Regions from separate parts of the Homo sapiens genome. Here region 2 is linked to region 1. A link is a loop called in an ENCODE intact Hi-C map of the cell type or tissue named here. Cell type or tissue: A673. All regions are shown on one strand. Each heading gives the region's core, and the rest is flanking DNA. Links, peaks and the distances in the headings are about the cores only.

The links. A loop is a pair of places that touch in the nucleus more often than their neighbours do. Peaks named below come from ENCODE experiments on the same cell type or tissue, not always from the same donor. Only the 100,000 strongest peaks of a DNase experiment are listed, where the experiment ranks them.
Region 2: it touches region 1 in a loop (4-fold over the local background); 8 of 110 quality-filtered maps call a loop at or near these places.

What each region holds. Positions count from the first base shown.
Region 1 is chr9:73,031,111-73,040,677 of GRCh38, reverse strand. No RefSeq gene overlaps it. Among named protein-coding and RNA genes, the nearest start is that of ALDH1A1, 83 kb to the right of the region's middle. In A673, for the core only: a CTCF peak has its summit at 5,508 (motif pointing left); no DNase peak of the experiment used is centred there.
Region 2 is chr9:72,976,578-72,986,144 of GRCh38, reverse strand. No RefSeq gene overlaps it. Among named protein-coding and RNA genes, the nearest start is that of ALDH1A1, 28 kb to the right of the region's middle. In A673, for the core only: no CTCF peak of the experiment used is centred there; DNase peaks (open chromatin) are centred at 5,234 and 7,234; H3K27ac peaks cover 1,443 bases.

The sequences.
Region 1 (9,567 bases), core at 3,067-7,066:
TTTTTTTTTTTTTTTTTTTTTTTGGAGATGGAGTTTTGCTCTTGTCACCCAGGCTGGAGTACAATGGCGCAATCTCGGCTCACTACAACCTCCACTCACTGCAACCTCCATCTCCTAGGTTCAAGCGATTCTCCTGCCTCAGCCTCCCAAGTAGCTGGGATTACAGGCGTACACCACCACTCCTGGCTAATTTATGTTTTTTTAGTAGAGATGGAGTTTCACCATGTTGGCCAGGCTGGTCTCGAACTCCTGACCTCAGTTGATCCACCGGTCTTTGCCTTCCAAAGTGCTGGGATTACAGGCGTGAGCCACCACGCCCGGCCTTATTTAATCTTTCTAAGCTTCATGGATAAAATGTGGCTAAGTACAGTAATTTGCTTGGCATTGTTTTTTAAGGGATAATCTTTGGAGTTAAAATTGAGAGATAAATTTTTTTATGGGAAACAAAAAACCCTGAATACGCATTTAAACTTAGAAAAAATAAGCTGAGTACCTAATCAATGTAACATCCACAATTTGAAAAACTGCCATTAACTGCAATCTTACCATGTGGCAGATATAGCAGTAAACAAAGTCTGCACTGTCTTTCAAAACTCACATCTCTGGGAGGTAATAAATCATCCTCCTATGGGGAGACTTGGAGAGATAAAGTCATTTTTTCCCATTTATTTCCCACTTTGAGCTTAATAACAAATTACCACTTATTTACATCTAGTGCTTGCCCAGGAGAAAATTCAATTTCTCTTGAGCATACACAAAAAACTGCCAGTTTCTACATTGACAATAATCAGTTGCATTTCCAAAGCTGAGTAGTGAGTAGGTGGGAGGTATGTGTGGCTGGAAAAGCACTGGACTCAGAAAGATGACTGTGTTTCCAGCCTCTCTTGTCCTCTATTTAGCCCTGGAATTTCTGTTAAATTACAATCTCTGTTGGCCTCAGTTTCCTCATCTGTAAAATGGTCACGTCAGAGTAGAAGATGTCTAAGGCCAGCTCCAGACTTCAATAATGAAAGCTAAAAGGAAAAAAAGGGCAGAAGCCAAGTGTGATGTACATTGTTAACTGCCCAACAATACTATTTTTCCAGAGTCTCTGGAACAGTTAGCAGTTCATCAACAAATGTAAGTAACTGTGTGATCACCCTGGATTGTATTTTATTTTTTTCCTCAGCCTGGGCTCTTCTCATTTCTTTTACTAAATTCTTTTTGGCGATTTACCAGGCTCAGATGCTTTGCCAACTTTCTCAGCAACATTCTTGGAAAGCACTGAAGCACATTCTGTTCCTGGTGTTTTGAGGATAAACTCAGGCAGAGGACAGGGGATGTGAGGCTCCCTAAGGGTGGGCTGCTATACCACCAAGGATTCAAAGAGAATTTTAAGCAATTTTTTTAAAAGCCTGGTGAGAAAGACATACATAGGTTGAAGGTTTCTGTAGTGATCTGAAGTCTAGACACACACATTAGACTTCCCTCAGGAGGTGTTAAACAATAGCAGTATCCACATGGACCAATTACATCAAAATCTCTAGAGATGGATGCATTTTTCAAAAGCTTTTCAATGTGACTATGGGGCATTTCCAGTTGAGGACTTTTTTAGGGGAAAACTACTTGACAGGATAATCATCCAACAGTCTCAGCAAACCCACTCAGTCCAGTTACAGCTTGGAAGGCTCACCTGTGCCCAGAAATCTTGTGGGTCAGTGTGAGGAATCTGGTGCAGGAACCAAAAGACAGAGAAGGATTTTGGCAAAGCTGTGTGTGTCCTAAGAAACACAAACAGTCTCTTCCATAGCAGCAGCAGCAGGCAGGGGCAGAATTTTGCCTGGAGGGAAAGGCCTGGTGAGAACACCCCTTCCTAGAAGACAGGGGAGGAGGGGTGGACCTTTGACCTGTGTGGGAAGGAGTTTGGAGCCTGATCAAGGGCACTGGGAGCAGGAAAGAGGGGTAGAGAGGCTTTTGTGGCCAGGATCGGGTCTGGGAAGCTCGGAGATTTCACTGTGAGTGGAGTCAGAGGGAAGGCATTTGGAGCAAAGGCTTCTGTAAGAGGGAGTAGGATGGAAATTGATCTTTGAAGAAAGCAAGACAGAAGAAGGGAGATGGAAAGATGAAATCATTTTAAAATTGCTGGTAACAAACGAAGGTAGGATACAAAGATGTATAACAAGGAGCAGGGAAGGAGAAACAGGGAGGAGCGATACAGAGACGTTGCTGTGATGTGAATTTTGAATTCCTTTTCTCCAAACTGGACTTTGGCACCAGGAAAATGTGTGCAGCTCTCTGAGTGGTCAGCAAGTTCAGGGGCAGGAGGATCGATGAAACACAAAATAAAGGGAACATAGGTCCACTTTCTCAGATGAGTTTGGTAGATTCATCAGGAGTCTTCACCAACCAGACAGACCTGCATTTCCACAACTAGAACAGTTAACTTCTGAGTGCAATATTGGTAGCTTTGGTTTGAGTAAATATTCCCATCTGCGCCAAGGCATTTTTGCCCAATCTGGATAAATGCCAGTTTTTCTACATAATGCAAGGTTTTCTGTGTAACTGGGTAAATGACCTGTGGTTTTGGACCACCTTCTTGTCAGGGTGTCTGCAAATTATTACATAATAGACTTTTTTGTTTGTTTGTTTTTAGCATTGAAGTTTTTGGCTTCCTAAATATTCTGAGTTTCAAGGTCAGATTTAATAAGAGTGCCCAAGAATAATCAATGGTAGTCAGTACTTTCTCACAGAGGGGAGAAAGCCAGCCCCCAAGGGGAGTGCTCAACCTAATATGTTCCCTCCATGGTAACTTTCAGGCCATGACCTACTGTGTTACTTGGTGTCAGGTTCAAAAAAATATCATGGGTTTCTAAATAGCTAGACTTCAAAAGTCACACAACCAAAAAAATCTGACAAGAGCCGACAAACCACAGGAATTTTCTGACCCACTGGCAGACGTTATGCTAATTGACATTTAATCATGTCATACTTAGCTACTGCTAAAAAAAAAAAAGTTTTACTCCTAATGTTTTTTCATGAAGTCTCTCCTCTAATGTAATTAACCGCACATTGGATTAATGTATAAACATTAGGTAGCTCTATCAAATTATTTATGCAAGTACCCATATTATAGACATTGAGAATAGCTGACTAATAGTGTGTTATTTAAAAGGGTTCATAGGAGAGGGTAATGAAAATTGCCTTGCATTCCCATTGGTTAAGAGGAAAATCCATACCACGATAATAATCGTTACAGCTAATGTTTATTGTGTGCTTACAAGCATTAGGCATTTTAAAGTCATTTGTATTTCAGTTATTTCTCGTAGCCAACCTTTGAAGGATTGCTATTTTTTTCTCTGTTTTACATATGATGAATTCTGAGGCCCAGGGAAGTTACAAAATCTGTTCAGGCTAACAGTGTGTAAGTGGCGGAAAAAAAGATTTAAAACCAAATATTTTAATATCTGTGCCCTTTGCCTTTGATTGTGCCACCTTCTAGTGGAGAATTCTTCAGCTGAAACCTGAAGCTTCTACTGTAAACAATAACCATCCTTACTGATGTGACCTCCTATAAGAAACTGTCATATAAGATACATCTAGCAGTACCTGCCTCAGAGAGTAGTTAAAAGAATAAAAATTACTTGATCTCTGTAAAGCACTTAATAACTGGCACATGATAATCATTCAAAAATAGTAGTTTTTGTCCACAGAAGAGGAATATTGTACTTTTAGGGATTAAGTGGGCGGTACTTTAAGGAGGAGGTGATATTTGAAGTAAATTTAAAGTATAAAGGGGAGCTTACTAGGTGAAGTTGGAATGAAGCAATCTAGCAGAGAAGAACATTTTAAAAGGAAGAGAGGTTCAAAAGAACTAAATATGGTTAAGAAATAAGGTGAGATAAAAGATGGCAGGAGGTGAACATGGAAAAAAAATATTCTTAAATCAGAATCTCAGTGATTCCTGAGTCTTCAGTCTCCCTTGTAGCCCACAGCTAGTGACTTGGTCTTGTGGATTCAGCCATCTACATGTTTCTCATTGTCCTGGCATTTCTATTCCCAATTGTTGTTACCTAGATCTGGTCCCCATCAAATATTTTCTGGACTATTTTAATAGCTTTGTATATTACATTCAGCAGCCAGTAAGAACAAATGGCTTAAATGAATAGAATTTATCTTTCTTACATGACAAAATGCCTACATGTGGGTGACTGCTTCCTTTGGTTCAGTACCTTCATGACACTTGGGGTGATATCTCTGCCACTCTTTAGGCCTTTCCCTTTGGCTGCCATATGGCTGCTGCAGTTCTAGCCATCATTATCTGTGTTCCAAACAAAAGAAGGGAGAAAAGTCCATGTCAGCCCCATCTGTATCATTCTATCACTTAAGACACTTGAGCTTTCCCCAAAACCACCAGTAGACTTCTGCTTAAGTTTTATCATGTCAGATAGGATGATAAAGTATTTGGCTTGCAATACTGCCACTGCAAAGAAAAGAAAGGGCAATTAGTAAGGAAGGCAGGTAGGCTGGATATTGGGAGTAACTAACATGCCTGCCGTGCTTCAGATCTAGTGGGTTTGCTGCTAGTCTCTCCCCAGTCATACTCCATTCTGCTGGTCTAATCAGTTTTCAAATGAACAAATCTGATCACATTGCTTATTCACTTCCTCTAGCAAGCACAGTGCTTTGAATTTCATTCATTATCATCTGTGACTGACTCTTACCTGCCTTTCCAGTGTCATCTTTTGCTATTGGGTCACTTTCATCTTGTACTATCTGCTTTGATTCTCTCTCCTTCCTCTTAGTCAGTACGGGTCTAGAATTTTGTCCACATTTTTAAGTTTTACCAGTCCTTATGCTGTAGTGTTCAATGTTCCCTTTGCCTAGGATGTCCTTACACTCTACATTGTCAACTTGAAAACACCAGTCTTCGAGACACACTTGATTCTATGAAACCTAGCCCTGCTTTCTCCCTTTTTCCTTCCTTGGCTGTTGGAGTGGATACTGTGGTGTCTTGCCGAGATCTTCTCTTCAGGGTCAACATATATATCCAGGCAGCTGTTGGGAATTTCTGCTGCTGATGGTTCTTAACTGCATCTCAGGAAATTTTGCTCTTGGTTTTAGAACACTCCCTCCCTCAAGATGTTCCTTCTTTCCGGGTGGCCTACAGTCAGCAATGATGAATGTAGAGACACAAGGCCCTGATGTTTTGATTCAGTCCAAGGAAGCTGTGAAGCCTCATTCCAGCTCCACAGCTCCTTAGAAAATGGATTAAGACTTTGGTTGCACCCACATATACCTTGTGGATTGTGTTCACCTTCTGCCCAAATTGTCTTTCTCTATTTCCTCGAAAGTGTATCTTTTGAGAGTTCTCAATGAAATTTTGACACAAAAATTTCCATTCTGGATATATTTCCAGAAAACCCAATAAAAACAGCTCTCTAGGCATTTGTGCCAAACTAAATATATTCTTTTGGGCAATGCTGCCCATATAATGATATTTGGCATATTTGTAAACTGACTGCCCCCTGCAGTCAGCTCTGCTATGGAAGTCTGGACTCTCACGATACTAGAAGGATTTTATACATCTTGCATTTAAAATAGGAAGAAAGATTTTCTAGAGAAGATGCTGTTAGGAAGACTTGCCACTACCTCTCCCCACAAAATAGAAACTTTAATATTTCTCCTTTTGTCTTATCAAAATGGCAATCATAAAAGCCACAACTCTACAGACACAAATGTCTGTATCTGAATGTATCAAATTTCTGTATACAGAAGACTTGCATTACTTATTAACATTGCCCCTCCATCCTGATCACATGCACATATGTCCAAGTCCACTCCTCTATCACAACACACATAAATACCTCCCACATATACACACAGCAGTGTTCTTGACAGTGAGTAGGAGATACTCATAAAGTCTCAAATATAGACCACCCGTATTGGCTCCTTTTAGAAAAGCAGCTTTAATCCCTCTTGCTCGTTATGCATACAGAAAAAAACCCATTTGCTGCAATTCTGATAACTGAAATAGAGTTTGATGCAAGAACTTAAAGGTAATCATACGTGAATGAAGTATGGCAGATATTAGCTGCCTTTGTTTCTTTGCCTCTGCTGCGATCCAACCATTTTTTAATTAGGATGTGGAATGATGAAAGCTAAGCCTCATGATAACTATTTGGGGGCTGAAATATAGGAAAAGAAAGCAATAAAATATGAGTTTTATGCTACTGTTTTGGTGTTCAGGCTAGATTCCTCAGAATGATACCTTTTTGGAAGAATGTGCCAAGAATGTTTGTCAACAAAAACCTCCTCTGGAAGTAATCTGGCTGTCTACATCTGGGATCAGGAACTAATGAGTCCATGAATAACTTTTTTGGCCTGCCATTCTGTTGGTGTCTGATATGTCTGAATTGAGGAAGAATGGAATTTACAGTTTGTTGGTGGATTACTATGACTTCTATCAGGAACTTCTGAGAACAGGTAGTAATTGTGCCTGTTATACTTCGTGCCTGTGTTAGACAACAATGTCAATAACGAAACAGGATCACAAAGCCTTGAGAGAACATTATTCTGTTCAGAAAAACTCAATAATTATTCAGTAATATCTTATAGAAAAATAAAAATGGACTTCTTCCTTACATGTTACAGGTATTTGTATATACAGGTTGGCAAATCTATACAAGTAGCTAAACAACATGTTTCTACTTTTCTAACTGAGTAGCTTACAGGTTTATACTGTAACATCATGCTTCTACCCTTGGACCCAAATATCCAACATCTTGGAATTTATCTTGAAGAGATCATTAGCCAAGGGAATTAAAATGCATGCACACAAAAGCTACTCGTGGCATTGATTATGACAGTGAAATTTCAAAACCACCTATGTTTCTTTCAATATAGCATTTTACATAAAGAACACTTTGCATCCATTAAAAATGATAGCACTATCTCAATATTTATAACCATGAAGATGTCCCTGCCACTTTGCTGAGTAAAAAAGTAGACACCACACCACATGCGTAGGAAGGAATTATCTATATAAAATTATACATGCACCCAAACACATACACATATATCTGTAAAGAGATGATATCTGGAGGCATGTTCTCGTGTGTTCATGAAGAGATTTGGGAAGATATTTACCTTCTCTTCATACTTTGCTTGTGTTGATTTTTTTTTACAGTGAGCATATATTATTCTGTTAATAAAATGTTGATCTACTTTGATTTTTAAGTCATGCTTCTATAAATCAAAGTTTTTATCAGTATGTCCATTTCTGTCCTTACAACGGTTCACTTATTTTTCCTTATTGTAATATTGCTTGTGTAGTTCTCATAGTTCAGTGCTAAAACTCTTAACATTATTTGAAGATACAAAGTCAGTAGTATGCAAACCTTCCCAGGAAATGATACTGACACACATAGATTCCCAGGAAATGCTACTGACACACAATGGATTCTGACATGACCAGCCTCTATAATAAGAGGAAAGTGTGGTCCCTGTACACTAGCTTTCAAACCAATGGGAAAATACAAATGGGACCAACAAGCCTGTCTTGTCATGCTTGTATGATAGACATGGTGGTATCAAAAGGAAATAGGGGATTACTAATGCCAAAGTATATAGAAGAGGAAAGATAGCATGGTCCTAGCCGATTGTCTTTGGGAAACTCATCTATCTTTTGTGAATCTCTTCATTTTTCTCATTTGCAGTTTGCTGTGATGACTAGAAAAGTATATGTCAAATGTTGACTTATAAGAGGGTCTCAATTAATGAAGTTATGATTGCTATTTTTATTAATATTGTTGCTGCTGCTATATTGGGAAACGTAATATTGAAAATCACATGATAAGTTTTATCGATGTACTCATTTGAAATAGATAATTCATGTAAGGAAAAAAAGTATTCTTATTCTACAACACAGGAAATTCTCATTTTTCTTCTCTTTTTTTTTTTTTGAGATGGTGTCTCGCTCTTTTGCCCAGGCTGGACTGCAGTGGCACAACCTCAGCTCATTGCAACCTCCACCTCCTGGGCTCAAGCAATTCTCCTGCTTCAGCCTCCCAAGTAGTTGGGACTACAGGTGTGTACCACCACGCCCAGCTAATTTTAATAGAGATGGCATTTTACCATGTTGCCCAGGCTGGTCTCGAACTCCTGACCTCAAGTGATCCATCTGCCTTGGACACCCAAAGTGCTGGGATTACAGGCGTGAGCAACCACACCCAGCCACTTTTCTTAAAAATATAAAATATTACCAAATTTTTACTTTTTAAGTTATAAGGATTCAGCTCAAGAGTTCTTTTATGTCACTTATCTATGACGAAATATAAATTTTAATTTAACACCCCCTAGTTCATTCCTTGGCGACTCCAATTTTTCCATTGCAGAAATCACACAAATAAGTTTGCCTTCAGATAAACAACACTTGATTCGTGGCATATGCTCTACTGTGCTAAACTTTTTACTCTGTCTCAATTTCTACAAACCACAAACATTTTCTTTCAACCATTTTTTATTTTTTATAATATAATTTTTATAAATATTTTTTATTTTGGTAAATTTCACATTAGTAATGTGAAAAATTACCAATGAACATTGCACACATCGAAAGTGAAGACGAAAACAATAACAAAAGGGAGTTCACTGAATGTTCATTTACATTTTAAATAATAAACAACATGCATGACGTGATTTTTAAGAAGTGAAGGCAGTACTAATAAATTCCTCTTTAATTTTTCATGTATGTGTGTTCAGGCTTGTCAAGTAAATCATAATCACATGTGTTGGTTTGTGATGCGGTTTATTAGCTTCATATGCTCTGTATCTAATACATAGGACCATAGCAAAGAGAACAATTCTATTCTATTTTACAATAGCATTGGAAAGAAGAAAATGCTTAGGAATAAACATAACTAAGCAGGTGAAGAACTTTCACATCGAGAACTGTAAAACATTGCTAAAAGAAATTAAATAAGAAACAAATAAATGGCAAGACATCTCATGTTCATGGATCAAAATCCCAATGGTGTTTTTGCAGAAATAGAAAAATCCATCCTGAAATTCATGTGAAATCACAAGGGACCCTGAAGAGCTAAAACACTTGAAACAGAAGCACAAAGTTCGAAGTCTCACACTTCCTCTTTTCAAAAAGTACACAAACCTACACTAGTCAAAACAGTGTGGTACTGGCATAAAGAATGTGTAGACCAATGGAATAGAAGACAGAGTCTTGAAATAAACTCTCACATATATTATCAAATGATTTTTGACAAGAATGCCAAGATTATTCAATGGGGAAAAGACAGTCTTTTTAGAAAATGGTGCTGAGAAAACTGGCTATCCACATACAAAAGAATAAATTTGGACCCTTACACCATGTACAAAAATTAAAACTTAAACATAACAGCTAAAACGATAAAACTTCTATAAGAAAACATAGGTGAAAATTTTCATGACAGTGGGTTTAGCAATGAATTTTTGGATGTGACACCAACAGCACAGGGAACAAAGAAAAAAAAAATAGACCAATTTCTCCTTTGCCAATATTCACAAACTTTTTTGTATTAAAGGACACTCTCAACA
Region 2 (9,567 bases), core at 3,263-7,262, 55 kb after region 1:
GTGAAGTTAGCTTTAGCGCTTCTGTTTGAGAAGTAAAATGTCTCTTGTAGGACATTGGTGAACTAAACCACACTGATGTACTCAAATACCATTCTTACTTCCCTTCATCTTGTTATCAAAAAATGTATCTAAAGTACACCTGTGAAATGGCACTCAGTTCTTTTGGCACTTTCAGATATTTGAATGCATTAGTGCTCTGTTTTTATTAGCCTGTAAATTTGTGCAAACATAAACGTACTATGAACACCATCATAATTGTTTTATTGTTTGCAGCCAAGATTTACTGTGTATCCCTTTACTCAGAGCGCTACTTCTTTCTGCTTACTTCTGGTAATTTCTATGTCTTTTCATTGATACATTTTTTTTAAAGTTAACATGGTGGCCTGTCTTATCTTTAAAAATATGTAGAGATCTAATAAGCACCATCATTTCAGAAAAAAAAAAATTGAACCATCTTTCCTCTCAAAGCCAGTATTTCACAAGTGATCACAGTGATAGTTTGGCATGAGTATAAAGTTTTCAAAGGGGGCTGACACTGGAACCATTTTATTGAAATAGGTAAGTTTTAAATACCCTAAATGAGAATGCATGTCTAAAAGCACAAGTTGTTGAAAGGAGACAAGTTATCAAGGGTGATTATGCTTAGCAGGCTTGATTTCTCTATACCTCAGGTATCCCCTCCCCTGGCTCCCACTGTCTCTAGGGAGACATTGTGTTAAGTACAATGAAATTATCATCACTTGGGGTCTTGCACTGCCAGACATAGTCCAGGTGAAACATCTGTGTGATGCAGCCAAGTATATGGCTTAGTGTACTCATGATGGGATTCCTTTTGCTCTGTAAAATGATAGGCACAGGCAGAAGGATTATGTAAATTATAAAGGGAATTAAATGCAATGCAGAGGGTGTAACTCTATGCTGGGCTGCCAAGCAGGAGACGGCATGTACCTGGCACCGTGCTGAACAAAGATGCCTAAAAATGGAAGCACAGTTACTTTTTATAGGCATGCTCCTCCCAGGCACTTACTCTACGTAGTTATATTAAACAATCTCCTCACAATTCCAATGTTACTGACAGAGAGTCTCTAAATAATTCCATATTTTGCTGCCCACAGCTCTCTTGGAACAAACCTTAGGCTTTGGAATCATGGTGATTAACAATTTAGTGTACTTCATCTTCAGAACAATTTTTGTAAAAATCTGTTATGAACCTGGTACACAAAGAAAATGTTTTCCTGCATCTCCCCCAGGACCATGATATGTGTTACTCTTATATTTGATAATTATGTATTGAACAGACTTACTTTAAGTCATGTGCTATATTAGTTTCTGGGGATACAGTGCTAGCAAGACACAGTCCTGTAATAGCTGAGTGCATATGACAGATTCATAGACACCATAGTCTGATAAGTTCCATGACTGGAAGTCGTTAGATGCTTTGGATCAAGCATCTATTAGATCACATGAAGGAAGGACACTGACCCCACTCCTAAGGGGCCAGGGAAGGGTTTCCTAGAATAAGGTATCATGGTTGAGACCTGAAATAGTAATTAACCAAATGAAGAGAGAGAGAGAGGAAAGATGGCCAAGAAGAAAAAAAGAGAGAGAGAGAGGAAAAGATAGAGATAGAGAAAATATCATATTCTAATTCCCATAAGCCAAAGAGGGAGTTCTATTCAGGGTGGTAAAGTAACATGAGGAAGCTCAATTTATGGGCAAGGAAGTAGAGAGGTGAGGCTGTTAGAGGTGGTAAGCTAGGACTACAACATGAAGGAAATTTAACATGGCACACTAAGGAGTTTGAATTTTATCAGCTAGAGTACAACAGGGAGCCACTGAACAGGCTTGTGCATTAGCAGTGACATGACGACTAGATTTGTGTTTCACAAGGAATGGTCTGCCTCTGTGGAGAAAACATTAGAAGGGCCAAGATTGGCAGAATATTTAGGAATCTATTCAACATTTTCTTTCCCTTATATGTAAAGCACAATGCCAGGAATGTTTCAGATGCTCAATAAATATCAGATGAAGTATTATCTAAAATAATTTCCTCTTGTACTATACAGTCTAGTATAAGTGTAGAAAAACCATGAATCCTTCTAGTAAATTTCTATTACACATCGTTAGCTTTCTCCAAAGGCTACAGAGCTTTCTTTAGGGAACTCAAATCATTAACGATGACATCCTATCACCAAGCATTCAGGCGGGTGAGGGGATGGTTTAAAGAGTAACTTTTCTCTTATCTATGAACTTTACCATCAAACTAATTTAACCCCGGTTGTAATAGAATGACTTAGCACTTTGGATATGGCCTTTTTAAATGATATATAGGCAAAAGTTTTCACCATTAAACAATTATTTCTTGTTATGATGTAACTACATTTATGTAGTCAGTTCTCCTCTCCACTTCTCTCAAAATGCAGTGTCATCAGTGTGATGCCTAACTGCAAAAATATTTATCTATAGATTTACTGCCCACATGTCCAACATGTAAAAATCAAGAGGCTATCTGAATCTTGACTTGAAACAGATTGCTGCAGGGAAAGCTGAAAGCTGTTCAACCGCAATTGCTTTTAACAGTGCAAGTTGATGATTAACAACTTTATCTGCAGCCTGATGTGGGGATGAGGATATTTTTTCTATTTATATTATATTTAATAGAGAAAACTTAAGTCAGCTGTTCCTTAAATATTTACATGCAAAATAGTTTAATTTTAAGGTAGGAAAACTTCATGTTATTGTTGAATTTGTTCTGTCTAGATACATAATTTGAATCAGATTATTATCTTCCATGGCAAATAAGTACCTTAATGAGCAGCCTGAGAGAATGTGCACATGGAATCATGTAGCACAGAGCTTGAAAGGCAGGCCCATCTGCTCTAAAGCACTGTGTTCCAGTTAGGAACACAGAGGTCTTCAGAGCCTGGCACTTCTCTTTGTCCAGGCCTACATTGTTGACTTTCAGATGGCTGGAACTGAGACACTGACTCTTGACTGGAATCAGGATCCTTTCCACTTGATCCAGTATTTTAATTTTTTTGTGAGAATTTTCCAAATTGGAGCTGTTAATAGATTGTGAAAAATCATTTAAAAGGATGATCTTTGTATTTTGGCACCTATTTTTATACTTATCTCAATGATTGGTCTCTACGGGGGATATTTTAGTTAGTTATTCCGCTTTTTGCTTCCCATTGCCAGTATTTAGCTTAAATTTCATGAATGCAGGCAAACTTTATACATAGCGTTGTATTCCTTAGTAGGTACATAAAATCAAATAAACTCTTTTGGAACAGTTTTGAGGATAATTCTTAATAATTGACTAACATTTCCAGGCACATTATCTGATTTCTGGTAACTCCTGTGATGTATTCATCAAAAGTTGTCTGTTAAGCCATTTTGTAACCACAGAAGACATCTAAATTAGATTTATTTTTTTCTTTCAAAGCATTTTTTTAACAGACTGGCTTGATTTACAATAGGCTTACGAAAAATAGTTTATGTTTCACAGTCTCCTAAAACATAGAGCAAACTGTAGATTTTTCAAATACCACAGAGGAGCCTAGGAAGATGATTTACAAAGGTATGTCCTCTATGCCATCATCATGAAGCAGGTGGGGGTAAAGAATTGAAGAGAGTTTGAGATTCCGAACTTGGGACTACTCCTAAGAAACTTTAATCCCGATAAGAATTCTCTGCATTGAGTGCTCTCACTGTAAGATTTGTGGACCCAACGGATCATTGTCCAACTTTGGCTATGATGGCCAGATTTGAAAAGATATCTGGGCAGATGTCCTGCTGATAACGAAGCCTAGATTCCTCCTTAGAACTGTGTTCCTTTGAATGAGTCATGCTGCCTCACTTTCAAAAATCTGCTTAGGTTCCCTATCCCCATGACACAGATATTTCTCAGAAATAGTACATTCAGGAACTTTCATCATTTCCAGCAAATATTGAGGTAATGTACAATGTGATATGATATTTGTATGTCATATTTTATATAGGATATACTTATATTACATATGGTCACATAAGCGTCATTTTTTTTAAAGTTCATGAATAATACTGACTCCTTCTACATGCAGTACACACTAACATATTCCACTGCATTTTATTTTTGTAAATGCTGGTCTCAACTTACTGAATTGATATTACATTTTAGTTTGACAATTAATTTGACTGATTTTCTGATTTGTCAGTTGAAAAATACTGTTTAAGCCATATTAAAAAATATATATATATATATATATATTTATGCCATTTAAAAAATAGTTGTAAGCCTTGTCAAGAATTTTATGCTTTAGCCTACAAGTAAGAGTAAATTTTTGAAGAGTTTTAAGCAAAGGAATGGAGTGATCCTTTCGGTATTTTGAAAGACTATTCTGCCTGCACCATAGGGCATGGGTTGGTGGAGATGGAGACGTTCTGGGTGTCATCTGTCTGTTCAACAGCCTGGAGCCTCCTTGAGCAGCAGAATAGGATCCGCCTCTCCTCACTATGGCTTTGCCTGCTTGTCCAGGAGGCAACTGAAGGGCGAGGGTTTTAAGATGGTGATCTCCATTTCTCCAGAGGCCAGATCTAGGAAACAAGAAAGCAAAGCAAGGGGGTTAAAAATTAGTCCAGTCTTTTGGGGCAGCGGTTTAGAAACTTAAAGAACCTACTTGCACACTAGCCATGTGTACTCTGTTATCCAAATTACTCACATATTTTAGTCACTGGAGTATTCATTAATTCAATATATAAAACAGTTGTTGTGTGTCAAAATTTGTCCTAAGTGTCAGAGATTTAGAGAAATAAGGCTAATTCCTGGCCCTGAAGGAGATCTACACAACTTTCACTAAAAGAAAGTCCATCATGTATTTTCCGCATTTATTTCCTTTTTGTTCCTTGTATATAAAAGTCTCTGAAAATCTAGCCTGGCTTAGTTGTACTGAAAGGAATGCCTAAAGTTAGGAAAAAAATAACATAAAATGTAGAAAGAACTTTCTCGCCTACCACCAGCACCCATGGGAAAGTGGAAACTCGAGAGAACAAGTTTGGAGTCGCTTCGTTCAAAATGGACGTCCCCGTGGGGAACTCTGCTTCCAGTGATAAATCTTTCGCGGTTCTGGATTTTGTTTGAGAGAGTCAGCATTTCCTTAATCCTTCAGCATAGTCTTTTTATAAGTCTTTTCAAAACATGTTAGGTTAACTATTAAGAAAATCAGTTGTTTATCATGAAAAGCCCAAAGATGAATGAAAGACACTCTCCATTGTTCATAAACACATCTCCCTTAATGTAGTTAAGCTATCAGCGAGTAATGCTGGCAACAGCTGAAAAGGGTTTACAAAATACTAAGGGACGTGAGATAAAGATCTGAGCAGTAACATAGAACAGAGGTAGGGTTATTCAAAGCACACTTTCCCCCAAAGCCCAGCATACACAATAACTCCCTCTGTGAGTAGCAGGCTTCGGTAGAAGATCAAAGAACTAACACTTGAGACTATATCAAGAAATCTACTCGTTAAAGAGCCAAAAATGTAGATCAGAATCTTCTTTCAGATTAACTCAGGATACGAAGCAGAATAAAATGGACAAAATATCTTTCCAGTGAAGTGAAAAAGAAAAAAAAAAAAGAAAACAATAATCTACAGTTCAAAGTGGACCACTGAAATGTGGGGCCCTAAAGTGTTGTGTCTATTTGGATACCTGTAGACAATTTTATCACTGCCCCCACCACCACTAAATTGCCAACTATTTGTCTCACATTTCTGAAAATTATGAAACCACTATAGAAAATGTAAAACGCTAAATGAGAAACAAGGCATTTTGGAAAACTGCTCAATAATTACGGTAAATTATCACTGCAGGGGGACTGGATTCATTGGCAAATCATTAACAGGCTCCCACTTGGCCTAAATAATTGGTATCCAGTATTTTATAGGTAGTTTGTAATACCTAATGAATATTTCTTTATTACTCCTCTAACTTGAAAAATGAAACAGTGAAACTAGATGATCTCTAAGGCAGTTCCTAGTCTTAAGTCCTTATACCCTAATACCCTGGGGTAAGATAAACCTACTTGTCTAGAATATATATTATTTATTAATGTGTGTGTATATGTAAAAGAATGATTCTGTTAATAAAGAGCACACCTGAACTGTGACATCTCTGATAGATGGCACCACTAGGTGCATCTCATAGGGTTCTGAATGTTACTTTATAATTTAATATATTAAATAAATTTAATATATTAAATATTAATTTAATATATTAATGATGATATTTTAATATATTAAATAAAAATCACTAATGGGCATATGACTTCATACAGCATCTTTTGACAAAGACCATGTCTTGCATCTGAGGAAAGTGCACTTTTCTTTGGATTTAATCTATATATTAGAGTTTGACCTTTCATTTCTTGCACAGTGAGTCAGCATTATTTGCTGATAAAGATAATAAACTAATTTTCATATCACTGTTATATAACCCACAAAAAGAAAATCTACACCTTTATCTTTTCCCATGGCATTTGCATAACTTTGCACCTCATTACAACACAAAAGGCCCTTATGTATGGTCTTTTGCAACAGGGCATACTCCTTGTGTATACACCTGAAGTCTTGTTTATATTTGGTGTGGTGGTACCCATAAGAGCATTTTTGTGGTCGGTGTTGCTGTTTGCACCACAGTTCTACTTCTAGCTTGACTTACAGATATCAGAACCTAGTAAACACAAGTGAATTTGATGTGACTACATTGTTTTATATGTGAATAGTGTCTCCCACAATTCTGTGATTCTTGTGCCCTGGTCTTAGTGAAAATAATCATTTCTTTGGTAAGGACTTGAGGGAGTCAGTAGAAAAGAAAGCAGTAATCTACAGTTGCTCTGAGAAAGAGGCTACACAGTAAAAAGTTTCAGGGCGTGCTTGATCATAATAGTTCAAGTCTTGCTAAAATGGTTGTCTTCTGTTCTTTAATAACCATTTTGTGGATATTCATGAGATGGAAACATACAAGAAATTAAAATTTATTCAAACATATATTTCATGAACACATACTATGCCCTGGCTTATCTAAAATGTGTGAGGCTTAAAGCAACTGTTCACATATAAGTAGTTAGAAATGCAGAGTACTGGTTGGGAGCCAGGGGATTCAAGTCCCAGAAGGAAATACTTTTAATATACTGCATTATTCAGGCCTTTAATCTCTTGGATTGTTATATAATGTTTCACTCCACTATCTGGAAATGCTTCCAAACCGCAGAATGTCTTCAGCATTGCAAATAAATTACTGTGCCAACATGTTTCTGCCACCCTGTTGAGCCACATTATTAGATGAGGTCCCTCAGCACAAATTACTTTTTGAGCAACTAGATTCATTTGGTTGGAAACATCAGGCCTTCAATAACCTTTTAACACAAAAATCTAGGATCTTATTTCATGTATGCATTCAGTTAATCAACATGTATTTGTTCAGGCATTAGCTAGGAGTTACAGTACAGTGTTTGGCAGAGAAAGTAGACAAAATGATTTCTGCCTTAAATCTAGGAGAGAAAAGATATATAATCATAATTATAAAACAGTATGATTAAGATTATAAGCAAGAGTGTCAGAAAGTAGAGCTGAGGATGGAGAAAGAGAACCCTGATGGCATCATCTGATCCCCTGTATCCAGTTATATTTGCAGCCAACTCTCTTACTACAATTCTTTGGTTCGATAAGTTCTGTTGGTTTAATTTTGTTTTGTTAGCATTGTTTGAGTTTCTGTACTTGTAGTTTAAAATGTTCTCACTAATATCAAAAGCAAAAGTCAGGAAAAACGGAAGCAGAGAGCTGTACTGAGGAATTAAAATAATCCAGATGAGTGATAACAATATAACTAAAGAAAAGCGGATATATCCAAAATGTGTGAATCCTGAATGAGCAAGACTCACTAGCTGTGTGAGGGTGGGGAGAGGGAGAATGAGGGGCTATGATGTTATCTGTAAAACACTTTTCATCATGAAACCTAGACAGGTGAAAGGGTACATTCTTAGCTAAAATGAGTGAAAGAAGCATGAGATCTTTTAGTTCTTCTTAGGGTTCAGTCCAAGGAAATCTTTGTGGTTTATTGCACGCTGGTGAATAGCCAATGTGAAGAAGTAAAGGTTGTGTGTGCATCTCCTCCCAGATACTACAGGAGTCACATTCTAAGCTTGGTGTAATTAACTAACATAGCACTTGATGTTCCTTCACCTAAAAGCTGAGCACTGTCAGATGTGAAGTACCAGCTAAGCTGGGTGCCCACAAAGGGATGAGGATGACTCACTGTGCTCTGCTTCCATGCCTGCCACTGCTGTGAATGGGATAAAACTTAAACCCTCATCTTTGAAGCCAGTCTTTGCGGGTAACTCCAAGCAGAGCAGTAATTCAATCTCCAGTTCCCAGAGGTGTAAGTGACAGTGGTTTCAGAGAGATGATGCCATGTCTGTGCCAAAATGCAGCTGAAAAAAGCATCCATTGCCACTATTCAAAAATTCAAGATTAATCTTGAGTGATGTGTTCCTTATGATGAAATGAAAAAAAAAAAAAAAAGAAAAGCTAGGTAGGAGCTTAAAATAAATTTGGTCCTTAAAAAATCGAATTATATATTATCTAATATAAACCTATAACCTATAGAGAGCTCATTCAAATCTGCATGTGAATATTAAGACTTCAGTATAACGAGAATGAGCGGGAGGCCCACTCATGAAGAGACAGGCACAATAAAGAGACTCGTGGAAACTTGCTTAGCTTTATACGCAATGAAATAAATTTAAATTAAAATTCAGCTAATGTATCATTTCATTACTAATAACTTGGAATCAGGGACTTTTTAAAATATTAAAGTGAAATCATCATTTGGAATGGAGTATGGCAATATTTAATTTATAATATTCAAAACCATAAAATATCTTTAATCTTGCCCAATATTTCTATCCCTACGATTATAACCTAAGGATATTACTCAGCAGAGGAAAAAGATATACGCATGAAATAATCATTTAGCATTCTCCATAATATCAAATATATTGAGAAAAGCTTAACTGACCAAGAGTAAGCAAATGAATAAAACACATGTTGTAAAAATGTATGTAGGCATAAATATTATAGTTATAAAACAATGTGGAAATATGGAAAGTGGTTTTGTAACTTTTGAAATAAACAGTATACAAAATTGTATGCATATTATGTAAACTAAATATATATATTTGGGCAAAGATTGAGTTCAAACAAATAAAGAAAACAGAAACAAAGTAATATATGTATTAAAAATTAATTTATGACAGAATGAAAGAGGGACAGAAGAGGAACCATTTAATAAATTGTGTTAGGACAACATAAAGACAAAATCGATTCCGGGCAAATAAAAAACTCATAGGGAAAAGAAGAAACTGATAAATATTTATTTATTTATTTAATTATATTTTAAGTTCTGGGATACATGTGCAGAACGTGCAGGTTTGTTACATAGGTATACATGTGCCATGGTGGTTTGCTGCACCCATCAACCCATCATTTCCATTATGTATTTCTCCTAATACTCTCCCTTCCCTAGCCCCCAAC